Regions from separate parts of the Homo sapiens genome. Here region 1 is linked to region 2. Evidence: read pairs that join two places in POLR2A ChIA-PET (ENCODE). Cell type or tissue: endothelial cell of umbilical vein. All regions are shown on one strand. Links, peaks and the distances in the headings refer to the core of each region. The heading gives the core; the rest is flanking DNA.

Region 1 (2,922 bases), core at 309-2,808, 590 kb after region 2:
CAGCCTCCCGAGTAGCTGGGACTACAGGCGCCTGCCACCACGCCTGGCTAATTTTTTTTGTATTTTTAGTAGAGACGGGGTTTACACCGTGTTAGCCAGGATGGTCTTGATCTCCTGACCTGGTGATCCGCCTGCCTCGGCCTCCCAAAGTGCTGGGATTACAGGCGTGAGCCACTGCACCCGGCTGCTCCCATCTTTTAATAGTGCCTCTTACACTGGCTTTCACATCTTTCCATTCACTGAGCTGGGAATGTGAGGATCATTATCTCAAGAACACAAATTCCATTCTTCCTGATGACAAGTCACGCTAAGTTTCTTTTGGGATGCTGAAAAACTTCACTCTGCCTAACATCTAAGCCTTCTCTCAAGGAGTGACTTAGATTGCGGAATTTTTGTTCATAAATCCACAGCAGTAAAAAAATGAAACTAACTCCTTCTTTGGCTTAGAGAAGGCTTTGATTAAAAAGCTGTCTTTTAGACTCTAAAATGAAATAAAAGGCAAGGTCTACTTTTTCTGTCCAGCAAGCAGATGATGACTTTTAGCAGGATAATCAGAAACTACAAAAAACACATAAAACAATGGTGTAAAGGTCAAATTAACATTCATTCATGCTGACTTGAGTAAGAAGACCAATGCAAAGTCAGACGAAAACGCCTCAGCTCATCATGTAGCCACTGAAAAATGAGTAGATTATAATCTCCATTAAGTAGCAAAGCAGGCATCAAAGACAGTTCAGCCAACTGTAGCAACTCACTCCATTGAGCTCATCACTGTTTTTAGGTTCAGGATGTTATTGGGCAAAATGTTTAGGAGTTTCTAAGCCACACTAATGTAATTTTCAACAATAAGGATTTATGGTAGTTACAGTACCCACAGCTTAATTTTAGCCAGATGCTTTTCCCAATTTTTAAATTTATTTTTAGTCTACCACATGGCTTCAGTGGAAACTGAAAATGATAGTTAGACACAGTTTTCATCACATATGCAGAGTGAAAATAGTAACACTTGGTGTATTTGGGGCAGATAATTTTTTAGGAAAGCAATGAAATGCACTGTAAAATAATATAGTTAAATATGCTAATGTTACTACCTAAAGTATCTCCAAGCAAGTAGGAAAGACCAAGAAGAGAGACATCATCAGCTACAATAGTCTAAATATACTGTAGCGTCTTGTTTAGCAGCTTTAATTCAGAAGACTCTAAAGTTCTTATGTAGAATCAGCTGTCAATGGATCAGTGAAGTGGTCAATATTTCTAAATTATTTTTATGAATTGTCATAATAACCCATTAAAGCTACAAAATACTTAAACTCTCTCTCTCTCTCACACACACACACACACACACAGACACACACACACACACACACACTGACTTTTTCTTTTTTTTCTTTTTTTTTTTGAGATGGAGTCTCACTCTCTCACCCAGGCTGGAGTGCAGTGGCACTACCTCTGCTCACTGCAAGCTCCACCTATTAGGTTTCACGCCATTCTCCTGCCTTAGCCTCCCGAGTAGCTGGGACTACAGGCGTCCACCACCACGCCCGGCTAATTTTTTGTATTTTTAGTAGAGACAGGGTTTCACTGTGTTAGCCAAGATGGTCTTGATCTCCTGACCTCCTGATCCACCTGCCTCGGCCTCCCAAAGTGCTGGGATTACAGGCATGAGCCACCGCGCCCAGCCACACTGACTTTAAAGGAAAGTAACCGACTTTAAAGGAAAGTAACTGACTTTGGTTTTGTTTGCTTTGTTTGTTGTCTGAATTTGCTCAGATGGCATTAGGTGGATGTGTGAGTAGGTGGGTAAAACCAATTGGTACAGGTGAGTGATCCCAGCTGTAACACAGAAGTTGTTAAGATGACCTCCAAACTCAAATCTTAAAGCAGAAGTGTCCAATCTTTTGGCTTCCCTGGGCCACAGGAAGAAGAAGAATGTCTTGGGCCACACATAAAATACGCTAACGATAGCTGATGAACTAAATAAAATACAGAACAACTCATAATGTTTTGAGAAAGTTTACGAATTTGTGAATTCAAAGCTATCCTGGGCCGCAGGTTAGACAAGCTTGCCCTTCGCCTGGAATAAGGTCTTCCTCCTCTGCAGTGGGAAATCTACGGAGGGGCATTCCTGCTAATCCAGAATCTGCATGTCAGGACATTCTGGAAGCCTTTTGCTTTGCACTAAAGTCAACCTCAAAAATTAATATCCCACAATCACATATAGCAGAAACGCAGAGCAAAGAGTTTGCTGGAAGTCAGAAGCTAAGATCAACTTACTGGAGATGTGGTTAATCGAAGGATAGTGCCATTTTTTATCTCATTGCGGTTCTGGAAAAGAAGAAAAAATCTTTGTAAATTTTCAAGTAGAAGCTTGGTAAAGAAGAGAACAAAGGCAAATATAATCTAGCAGATATAACAGGCATTCAGTTTATTCTCACTTGAATAATTTTTAATTATTTCTATAAAGGCTGTTAACTTTCTATCTGACAATATTCAGTACAAAGGAAGTGAATACAAACCCAAAGAAAAGGAATATGGGTCCCAAGTATAGCAAACAAAAAAAGTAATTTTAAAAGGTTATTAAGGGCATATGACCTGACTCCTACATTTCTACAATTCCTGACTCCTACGATTGCACTCCTACATATTTACTCAAGGGAAGTGAAAGCATATGTCCACACAAAAATTTGTGCACTAATGTTCACAGAAACATTATCTATAATAGCCAAAACGTAGAAACAATACATATGTCCATTACTTGATAAATGGATAAGCAAAATGTGGTCTATCCGTTCCACAGAAAATTAGTAAGTCATAAAAAAGGAATGAAGGGCCAGGCGTGGTGGCTCACACCTGTAATCCCAGCACTTTGGAAGGCCGAAGCAGGTGGATCACCTGAGGTCAGGAGTTTGAGACCAGCTTGGC
Region 2 (2,922 bases), core at 307-2,806:
AATACAGAAGACATTAAGAAAAAAATATTGTGGTTCTGAACTTGAATTTGAAGTGTCAGTATGAACTCAGATATTTTATCTTAAAGCTGACATGTGTAAATGTATATACATGTTTCCTATTTCTGTCCACTGAAAAGGCCTAGAAAGAATGGGCAACTCAAATTAGCCGGGTGCGGTGGTGGGCTCCAGTAATCCCAGCTACTCAGGAGGCTGAGGCAGGAGAATCACTTGAACAAGGGTGGGAGAGGTTGCAGTGAGCCAAGATGGAGCCACTGCACTCCAGCCTGAGCAACAGAGCAAGACTCTGTCTCAAAAAGAAAAAAAAAAAGAGTGGCCAACTCAGTAACAATGAACATTCCTAAGCATCTGGTTTGTGGTGTTGAAACATTATTTCTCACTAAAAGAAACCAGGGCTTTTAAGAGAAATGACTGATTTCAAGCCTCAGGCTTGATATGTACCAGATAGGGCTGGAACACTTTGTCATACCAGTTAGTGAGGAAACTATCGAAGGTTACTGAGGCTCATGTGCAAAGGACTTGAGTCAGCTTGAAGGAGGTGCCACTGGTCAAAGCTCGATGGGATCATCTGAGCTTCAAAAGGATAATAATTGCACTTGACTGAAACCCATCAGGTGTGTTTAAGTTCATAAGTTTATCATGATATTTTAAGGAAAAACTAACTGCTTGCTGTGAGATGATAACAGAAAACCAATGCACTACCTTGAAAACTGATACAAGAAAAGAATCAAGCATTTATCCTGCCTTTCCTAGATGCCTTTCCACTAAGTACTGTGGGAAAAATGTTTCTAAAATATGATGTGAGAAGTGTCCATTATATGTCAATTAATAAATAAGAAATAATAGATAAGAATATCACAGTTTTAAAACCCAAATAAATTAATAGATCTCATCATTGAACATCGACAGCTGCGACCATCACCAAAAGAAAGTCCTGGCACAGTGGCTCACAACACACCTGTCATCTCAGCGCTTTGGGAGGCCAAGATGGACAGATTACTTGAGGCTAGGAGTTAGAGACCAGCCTTGGCAACACAGAGAGACCCTGTCTCAGCAAAAAAATTTAAAATTAGCTGGTGCTGGTGTGATGCTGTGAGCCTGTAGTCTTAGATCCTTGGGAGGCTGAAGCAGGAGGATCTCATGAGCCCGGGAGGTCAAGGCTGCAGTGAGCAGTTCACCCTGGGCGACAGACTGAGACCTTGTCTCAAAAAAAAAAAAAAAAAAAAAAAAAAAAAAAAAGAAGAAGAAGAAGAAGAAGAAGAAGAGAGAAAAGAAAACATGAAAGATAAAAGCACCTATGGCGGCCTCCTGATGAAGGAAAACAATATCATTTATAGGCTTGTCAAAGAAATCAGATTGGAATAGGATCAAACCTCTGATCAAGCTGCCAATTTTCAGGAAATACAGAGCACAGAGAAACATACTCAATTATACTAAAGGAATGCAATCAACACCATCCAGACTGTGGGAAACTCTACAGGTCAAATTCCACAACTAAGTGATAAGAAAAAGGAAGGGGTGGAAAGGAAACTTATAGATTAAAATAGACTCAAAAGACACATCAAACATTTAAATACCGGGCAAGGTTACGATATCTAGGGATGCTCACTGAGTGATAAAGCTATAAATAAAATAATTTTACCATAAAAATCAGCACATTGAGCTTTTTGCAGGGGGAGGATGGGATGGAGCATGTGGATGGGACTTCAGGGGAGGCCACTGATCTGTTCTTTCTTGACCCAGGCTATGTTTCCTAGGGCATTCATCTTTCAGTAACGGATGAAGCTATACATTTGCTTTGCGTGGTTTTCTACAGTTGTCTTGTTTTTACAAAGAAAAACCAAAAACATTACTGGCAAAACAATATTACACATTATTCATGAATCCATACAAGTGAATGTGTAAATATAAAATCTGATGAGAATGATACCCATTAAGTTCATGTGAAGGGTTCCTTCTAGGGAGGTGGGGCAGGGGAGAATGGAACTGGAAGAAGGGAAAGCTGAAGTTTAGCTGCCATGTTTTAACTTCACAAAAGAAAGATGTAATTATGATGTGAATATTTTAAAATCTTAATGGTCCATTTGGGACATTCTAAACACTTGTGTTTGTGTATTATCCTCTCCCAGTCTTTGTTTTTGAATTCTAAACATTTTAGCCTGTGAATGCATATTATGACTAAACGGAACAACTTCTCTGAAAAGACTTTGATGCTATTGGCACAGCATACTGTGTCAATCAAAGATACAATTGCCATTATTCCAACTACCTTACTTAACAGAAAAAATAATGTAGGCACCCTAGATGAATTAGTTCCCATTAAGTGAATAAAAATTTGACTGTCAAAGAAGTTTATTCATTACGACTGTTCAAGTAACAGTATTCTATAATGGAAATATGATTAATATTTTATTTCTACTAATATTGAAAAAGAAATATGCAACTTGCTTGAACCACCAATCAGTTTCTACCTTTGGTGGATGTATAAGGTATTTTATTGAGATCTAGTTTAAATTAATGAAATGTTCTAGATTATTTTCCCATTTGAAATTTTGAGATCAGTTGTCCTCTCAACCCAAAGTTCTGTGTTGGTAGGGCTAGGTGTACATCTTGGTATGTGAATGTTGGTCAAGTTAACACAAAATTATTGGAAGTTATTCATTATTTTGACTTCTTAGTACTTAAGGCAATGATCAGTAAGTAGGCAAATTATTATTAATGTAACACATCAAACAACAATTGGCCATTCAACATTTTATTCCCTAAGGGTCCACAGCAATTTCATTGTGCCATGATGGAAAATGAATGTCAGGGAGAAGTTGCCCAGAGCATTTTTTTTTGGTTTTAATTTCTATAAGCCCCACAAGAATATCAACCCACAGAAATAGCATAATCAGATTCTTC

The links. ChIA-PET counts read pairs that join two places held together with the same protein. Peaks named below come from ENCODE experiments on the same cell type or tissue, not always from the same donor. Only the 100,000 strongest peaks of a DNase experiment are listed, where the experiment ranks them.
Region 1: POLR2A ChIA-PET joins it to region 2 with 12 read pairs; 3 of 35 experiments call an interaction of 5 or more read pairs at or near these places.

The regions. Positions count from the first base shown.
Region 1 is chr7:37,269,558-37,272,479 of GRCh38, forward strand. It overlaps ELMO1 (engulfment and cell motility 1), which reads right to left. Exons shown (of 22, transcript NM_014800.11): 5 at 2,275-2,325. Among named protein-coding and RNA genes, the nearest start is that of ELMO1, 180 kb to the right of the region's middle. In endothelial cell of umbilical vein, for the core only: no CTCF peak of the experiment used is centred there; no DNase peak of the experiment used is centred there.
Region 2 is chr7:36,683,683-36,686,604 of GRCh38, forward strand. The region is part of intron 2 of AOAH (acyloxyacyl hydrolase); the gene reads right to left. Among named protein-coding and RNA genes, the nearest start is that of AOAH, 39 kb to the right of the region's middle. In endothelial cell of umbilical vein, for the core only: no CTCF peak of the experiment used is centred there; a DNase peak (open chromatin) is centred at 1,469.